Linked DNA regions of Homo sapiens: region 2 is linked to region 1. A link is a loop called in an ENCODE intact Hi-C map of the cell type or tissue named here. Cell type or tissue: heart right ventricle. All regions are shown on one strand.

What was found. Hi-C counts contacts between places; a loop is a spot of excess contacts. Peaks named below come from ENCODE experiments on the same cell type or tissue, not always from the same donor. Only the 100,000 strongest peaks of a DNase experiment are listed, where the experiment ranks them.
Region 2: it touches region 1 in a loop (4-fold over the local background); 12 of 110 quality-filtered maps call a loop at or near these places.

The regions. Positions count from the first base shown.
Region 1 is chr10:10,823,100-10,827,099 of GRCh38, forward strand. It overlaps a transcript of CELF2 not described here. Among named protein-coding and RNA genes, the nearest start is that of LINC00710, 130 kb to the right of the region's middle. In heart right ventricle, a CTCF peak has its summit at 1,619; a DNase peak (open chromatin) is centred at 1,655; H3K4me3 peaks cover 516 bases; H3K27ac peaks cover 3,380 bases.
Region 2 is chr10:10,909,199-10,913,198 of GRCh38, forward strand. It overlaps a transcript of CELF2 not described here. Among named protein-coding and RNA genes, the nearest start is that of LINC00710, 41 kb to the right of the region's middle. In heart right ventricle, no CTCF peak of the experiment used is centred here; DNase peaks (open chromatin) are centred at 1,997 and 2,373; H3K4me3 peaks cover 977 bases; H3K27ac peaks cover 3,109 bases.

The DNA of each region.
Region 1 (4,000 bases):
TAATTTAATTCTTCTGTAGTTTTCTTTTTTAAAAAATCACAATTAGAAAGGACTTTTTAAAGCTTTTTATGTGCATAGAAAGAAACAGAAAAAATATAGGTATGGCCTGTACCTTCTAGTGCTCTAGTTATAAATATAAATTCATAGTGAGTCTGTAGTTGAATATCACATATTAATTAAGTAAAAATTCCGTATCTGAACATTGTCTCACAGCATCTTGGTTGCTGGGTCTGCATTTGCAGGCGTTCCCAGGGTTGTGGGATGAGCTGAGAGTAAAGATCTGGGCACTCGCAGGAATGGAAATTGGGATCTGGCTGTAGGAATGGCTATTCCTTAACACACTGTGTGACCTTTCAAGTTCAAGGATTCCCTCAAACTGGCATACAATGCTTTCTAAACTGTAGGTGACAGAAATAACATAAGGGCTTTTGTTATCTGAGCTGTGTCTGTATGTGTATCTGTGTATGCATGTTTTCTTATGCACAAAAAAAAATAGAATGGCTGAATTATGTTAAATGTAAAAAACATCAACATAATTTTTATTCATTTAAAAATACTAACCTAAATGCGGCAGAGATAATCGTATTAATAAATTTTTATAAGTATGGATCTCACCTGCTATTTAATCATTGCAAGCCAAACAATGTTCTAAACATTTGACATCTATGAGCTTATTTAATTCTTGCAACGACCCTGTAAAGCAAGTATTATTCTTATACCCATTTTATATATGAGAAAAAGCATAAAACTTGTTCAAACACACCATTAATGTTTAAGTATGTATGCTTATTTCAGATCGTGTGTGTGTGTACGTGTGGATAGATGGGTAGATAGCTGAATGGATGAATGGATAGATAGATCTAGCAGATGATAGATAGATAGATAGATACATAGATACATAGATACATAGATAAATAGATGATAGATAAGAGAGAGAGAGAGAGATGTTTGTTTTACAGAAGATAGAATCAAAGCTAGCTGCAACTGAGAGATAAAAGTTCATTTTCCCTTCTAATACCATTTGGAATTTGTTTCTATTATACAACAAATTTTAGCCATTAAAGTTTAAAAATAGAAAGTCTGGTATATTAAAATCTATGCAAGAACTTTACGAAAGCCTTTTGTTTTCTCTTCCAAATAATGAGCTGTGTTGTCTGAGCCAGCCATACCCAAGAATGTTATTAATAGTGTGTGATTTTCAAAATGTATTTATTTATTTGGCCAACAAAAACAGGGTTTCCTAGAATTTTCCATTTGTCTCATCTCACAGTACCTCTCACCTCTCAGTTTTATCCACAAAACCCCCCAAATTCAAATGCATATCTGGAACCTGACATCTTCAACCAAGACTCTGCAGAGAAAAGAATAAAATGAAGTAAAACTTAAGGATGTTTGAGATCCTTGTCAAACCATCCTTCAGTGCTCATCTGAGATTTTCCCCTTTCCCTGCCCCCATGGCTCTTGGATAATAGTTATGCACATTCTCTAACTGGAGCTTTAACCCTATTAATGTTGAACCATACTTTTGGTAAGAATACAAAGTGTAAACCCACTTAAAGTGACTCCTTTCTTAAGCAATGTCAGAAATATTTAGTCTCTGTTGCTGCACAGACTGTGCGTGAATTGCAGCCAGAGGTCAGCTCAGATATGCGCTTGCACATTCAAGCTGCCAAAAAACATAAGAACATATTTAGAACAATGAATTGTTAAGTTGAAGCTTTCAATTCTCATGGAACGTTAACTCTCCAGCACTCATCGACACCTCTTTGAGCCTCTGATTAAGAAGGAAAATCAGGAAAAGAACATGGACCTGGGCCACCTAATGGAAATATTTCATCAGGCAGTGACCTTTGTGTTTGTCATTGTTTGTCCTCTCTGTTTCCCGGGGCATACTGTTTTAATAAGCGTTTGTAATTATAATCTACACAAGCGTCTTAATAGTTTCCAAAGATACTTGGAAACTCATTGGGGCTGTTTCACAATCGGAAATTGATGTTTATTTGGAGATGACTATGGTAGGATCCTGAGCTCCAGCCTCCCTGTCTGATTTGAGTGGGGTTTTGGAGGGAAGGATACCGATTTTTTTTGTTGTTGTTTTTTTGTTTTTTGTTTTTTGTGTTTTGTTTTTGAGACGGAGTCTCGCTCTGTCACCCAGGCTGGAGTGCAGTGGCGCGATCTCGACTCACTGCAAGCTCCGCCTCCCAGGTTCACACCATTCTCCTGCCTCAGCCTCCCAAGTAGCTGGCACTACAGGCGCCCGCCACCAAGCCCAGCTAATTTTTTGTATTTTTTAGTAGAGACGGGGTTTCACTGTGTTAGCCAGGCTGGTCTTGATTTCCTGACCTTGTGATCTGTCCACCTCGGCCTCCCAAAGTGCTGGGATTACAGGCATGAGCCACCGCGCCCAGCTGGATACCGATGTTTTAAGTGTCCAATGGTGATAGCAAGATTCCTGTGTTCCCATAAACTTTCATAATGGTAAAGCTAATATTTGCACATGTGCTTAAATGTGCCTGTCATTTTTGCTTTGTAGGGGTCAGTCTTTACTGGATTTGGTCAGCAGCCATCTAGGTATCCGGAGTGTTGGTGGACTTCTCTGCAAAGTAATATAGCAGCAAAGAGTCCTGAGCCTCCCAGGCTGTGTCCCCACCTGCCTAGAGGACTCTGAGTAAATTCCTTTCTCTCCCAAGGCCTCAGTTTCCTTATCTGCAAAATGATAAAATTAGACCAGATTATCTCTCAGGTCTGAAGCTGTGATTAAAAGATGCTTGTGAAGCCATGTCCAAAGATCATCTTCATGAGTGGGTTACTCAGACATAGATCTTTTAAGAATAACAATAATATTATCTATATCCAATGAGCGTATACTCTCTGCCAGGAGCTGTACTAAGACTTCAAATCTCTGATATTAATCCTTACAGCAGGACTAGGAATAGAGTCAGATAAAGGGGCTGTAGAGCCAAACAAATGCCAGAGTAATCAAACCATAAGAGGGTTGATTTCTAATATATTATTCCTATTTTCACTAAATAAATATATGCCAATATTTAACTAATAGTGATTGGATGGGGCAAAAAAAAAACAATCCTTAGTTTTTCCTGGATGCCCATTTCTCTTGGTATGGCTCTCCTTTGAATATTATTCACATTCAGCTGATGAGGAAATCAAGGATCATGGAGGCTGTGTAACCTGCTTAGTTATTCATCTAGCTGTGGTCAAGATGGACTTCAAATTCACGTATACCACTGTCCATGACTCATGGTCTCAGACACAATGGTTTATGACTAAGGTTCTGGGATTTATCAAATAAAAATACAGGACATCCAGTTAAATTTGAATTTCAGATAAGCAATAAATAATTACTGAGTGTGAGTATGTCTCAAATATTGCATGGGCTATGCTTATGCTAAAAAAAATCACTTGTCATTTGTCTGAAACTCAAATGTAATTGGGAATCCTGTATTTTTGTCTGACAATCCTGTCTATGACAGAACCCAGTGATGGAAGCTGCATCTCTGTGCTTTACTAAATACTGTGAGTGGACAGAAGGTTCTATCTCTGAGAAGTTCGAGATCCAGATGATGAAATGGAAACAATAGATACAGTGAAAATGGAAATACCCATGAGAGCACCTGAGTTGCCTTCAAAGATAAAGAATGCTTTGTTCTAGGGGCTCTGTTTTGTATTTTTGTCTCTCAGGTCCAGAATTTGCATTGCTGTTTGTGCAAAGTAATCAAGAGAAGCAGAATTATAGAATTTCCATGTAGGGAGTGGCTAGCCTTTAGAATCCAGAGATGTGGATGTCTTAATGTACAAATGAGGCCGTGAACTGTGCACAGAGTCATAACTGGTTGGGAATAAAATGCAGTGTTGTGACTTCCTTCCCTGGGATCTTTCAGGGAATGAGGTGTGAAGGAATGCTCTAGATAGGATAGAATTAATCAAGTAGGACTAAGTAATTCTGCGCCCTCCTGGAAATTTTATTGAGATCAAAGAGGGT
Region 2 (4,000 bases), 86 kb after region 1:
GTCCTTTTGACTGAGGTCACCGCAGCCACACTGCTGCCTAAAAGGGAGCAAATCTGTTCCTCACTTCAGGGTATCTGGGGGAGGCAAGAGAGGCTGTGTCCTTAGAAATGGTTTGTGTCCCTCAGAACCTTCATAGTACCTGGTAGGAGGAAATAATGTGGCCCCTACTTCATCACAGACAGCGGAAGTCCAGGGGCTAGGGTATCTTATCTCTTCATCTTTTCCATCAAACCACTTCATTCTGGATGGAGTCTTTCTGTGGCCGTCACAAAACTGCTTGTTCTTCTCCATGGTTTCTCTCTCCACCAGAACCTCCCGTGTTCCTTCTGCCCTGGTAGCTCTCACACAGACTCCTCTTTGAAGACCGTGGCTTTTGTGTTTTCATTTCTCAGAAAGAGAAGGAGCATCTCTAAGACAAAAATCTTCTTCCTCTTGTCCATGTTATCTGCTTTCTCAGTCACAAATATTGGCATTGGCTGTTAGGCGAATGAAGTCCCTTGATATCTGTTTCAGCAAAAACTCCCTTCCTGCCCTCCCCAAAAGGGAATCAGTGAAATGAGGTGGATAAAATCTCTTCCCATTACTTGTCATTATGTATTCATTTGTGTAAGTATTTGTGGCTGTGTCTTCTCCAGTAGACAGACAGCCTCATGAAAGAGGGGGCTCATGTTTATAAAGTTTCCTGTCTAATAATATCCAGCATGTAGAGATGGACACACAGTAGGAGGTGTAGAAATGTGTGTTGAACAAATGAATAAATGCTAATGAATTCAATACCAATACTTGTTGGTTGATGGATTAGGCCATTAGTCAAACATCACAATGCAGGCTGGTATTTGCAAATCCCTCTTTGATCCAGAAATTATCAAGAGTAGAGATGATTTTCTCTAATTAAGAGGACTTATTAGTGATATTATGTCCCTGGGAACTAATAGAGAAAAATTGGGCATTATTGCAAAATAGGCATCCTTTTAAACGAACTTATATAAAATTTTTGTTTTTGATTAATAATTATTTTGGTGTGTTTTTCCTTAAGAAGCCACGTATGAATTGCAGTGCAGCTTAGAGCACAATAATTCAGCAATATTAACTGCAGAGTTCTTTAATAAACTGATCCTCTCCCACTTGTACAAGCATATGATTTGAAAAAAATACACTTCTGTTGGTTTGTTTTGGAGAGATGTCACTTTGTTCACAAAGCTTTAAAGAAACACAGGCCAGTGCAGTAGTTCATGCCTGTAATCCCAACACTTTGGGAGGCCGAGGTGGGCAGATCATTTGAGTTCATGAGTTTGAGACCAGCCTGGCCAACATGGTGAAACCCTGTCTATACTAAAAAATACAAAAATTAGCCAGGCATGGTGGCATGCTTCTGTCATCCCAGCTAGCTACCTGGGAGGCCGAGGCAAGAGAATCGCTTGAACCTGGGAGGCAGAGGTTGTAGTGAGCCGAGATCGTGCCACTGCACTCTAACCTGGACTACAGAGTGAGACTCTGCCTCAAAAAAAAAAAAAAAAAAAAGAAAAGAAAAGAAAAAGAAACACAAGTAAATGTCTCGCATGTGCATTGTCTGTTTTTTCGGTTTTTGCTTTGACTTTTGCTTTTCAGTTCTGGGAGTACAAGTTGGTAAGTGAAACTTCATGTGACATTTCTAGGCTCTGAGACTATCTTCAAGAGCTGGTTACATTTGCGACTGCCAAAGTCTAAATGAGTGACTTTCAATGAGCAGGAATTGTTACTAACAGCCGAGTCAGGTACTTAGCGGCTCACATTGTCTAACTGTGGTAGAATTACAGAGCATATGGTGTATGATGCTTAACATGCAAACCCAAGCCTGCATAGGGAACATCCTCATAATGCCACTAGCAGTGTCCAAGACAGGCCTCCTCTTCTTGGGTGGGTTTCTGAGCTGCGTCTGAAGAGGACATTTCTGAAAGAAAGCAAACATAAGCCCTTCCCACTATCTCGAAATGACGGAAGGGACACCAGTGCCATTTGCACACTGGCTTCCCTTACAGATGCCAGCCAGGGCCGGATGGGCTCCTCTGCGGAGGTGATTAAGAGAAACCTTTGGCAGTTTGATTTTCAAGGCACTTGAGCACAAGGGCAGGGACAAAGGCACACACTTGTGGCTCTTTTATAGAAAGAATACTAAAATAATACAAGTAAATTGTGAGCCAAATAAAATCATAGCAAGGACTCTCAACAGGACTCCCCAAGTGAAAATGAAAGATGATCAGGAAGAGGCTGTATGTGTCAGTGATTAGATTCAATGAACCTGAACTGCAGCGATGCCTCTGACGGCTCCGACTGCAGGCCTGCCTCCTATCAGATGGAAGTGGCTCGTTCCAAGCACCGCGCAGTGCATTCCTGAGTATTGACTAAGGGATTTGTGCATGGGAGACCGGTTTCCCCACGGCAGCGCCTCTCCGCAAGCCTGGGCCTGGGGCCTGTCCGGACCTCCGTCCAGGCAGCGAAATCCCAAAAGTGTATGCAGTGATTTAAAGAGTAACTCCGCCTCCTGGACTTTATCTTGAAATCTGAGAGGTAGAGAAAGTTTCGTTCCTATGAATGTAGGCTAGGCAGAAGGAACTTACAGGAGCGCTCTTGGGAAACTGTTCTGAAAGCAGAACCACATCTGTGAATGTAGCTGGCTCATATTGCAATCATTTCCACCCAGGAATAGATCTGAGAGGCTGGCCTCTGTAGCGATGTAAAGTATCTCTTGTCGAAACCTACAGTTTTCTAAGTGATGTGGTGAGTTTATTTAAGGGTCTTGTTTTAGCTGATCAGCATTTTGAATGTACAAACACAGGCTGCCCTTCTTTTCTCTTAAATTACAACAATACCTAGTATCACCTGTTTCATACAGCAGGTACCCCGTAAATCTTGAGGAGAAGAAAGAAATGCAGTAGTGCAAAGGAAAGAAATGAGCATAAGAAAGGGAGGTGAGGATGGAAGCGGTTGCATTTAATGCAGTCACATATTCACAGAGTCACCGCATCAGAGAGGTCTCCCAGGACCACCCTGCATAAAATTACAGCCTCTGCCACCCTGCTTTTACTTTCTACCCCGCTACCTTGCTTCATCCTTCATAACATATTCTATATAATGTAGGAATCAATATTCATTTGCTTGTTTGGTTTTTGTCTATCTCCCACTTCTAGAATGTGAAGTTCCTAACAATGGGACTTACTTTTTTTTTTGAGATGCTCTGTCTCCAGGCTGGAGCGCGATCTCGGCTCACTGCAACCTCCACCTCCCAGGTTCAAGCGATTCTCCTGCCTCAGCCTCCCGAGTAGCTGGGACTACAGGCATGCACCACCATGTCCAGCTAATTTTTCTATTTTTAGTAGAGAGGGGGTTTCACCATATTGGCCAGGGTGGTCTTGATCTCTTGACCTTGTGATCTGCTTGCCTCGGCCTCCCAAAGTGCTGGGATTACAGGCGTGTGCCAGTGCGCCCAGCCAACGGGGCTTTTTTTGTTGCTGTTGTTCATTTGCTATAGCAGAAGCCAGAAGGGGTGCAGGAGTATACAGCATAGATAACATATCTGTGGCTTACGCATACTCCCCTGTTGTTCACATCCTGATGAAAAGCATGGGCTCCGGAGCTGGGATGCTTGGGCTGTGTTCAAATCCTGACTCTATCTGTCATTGCCTGCATGGCCTTGGGAAGTAACATAACATTCTTTTGTCTCATTTTTCTCGTCCTAACCATGGTGTAGTGATAGTAACTACTTCGTGAGGCTTTTCTAAGGATTAAGTGAGTGGACGCCTGTAAATGGCCTGGAATAGTGGCTGGTGTTAAAGAAGATTCCATTTGATGTGAACAGTTCCATGAATGTGTGTGTGCAATTGTAGATTTCACCATGTGAGAATAATTACTTGTGTTTGTATACAGACACACACACACACATTTTGATGTTTTAATCATGAGTGAAAATCAAGGAGGAATAAAAGTAGGAGAGAAGACATGAAGGCCAAAAAGAATGAAAACA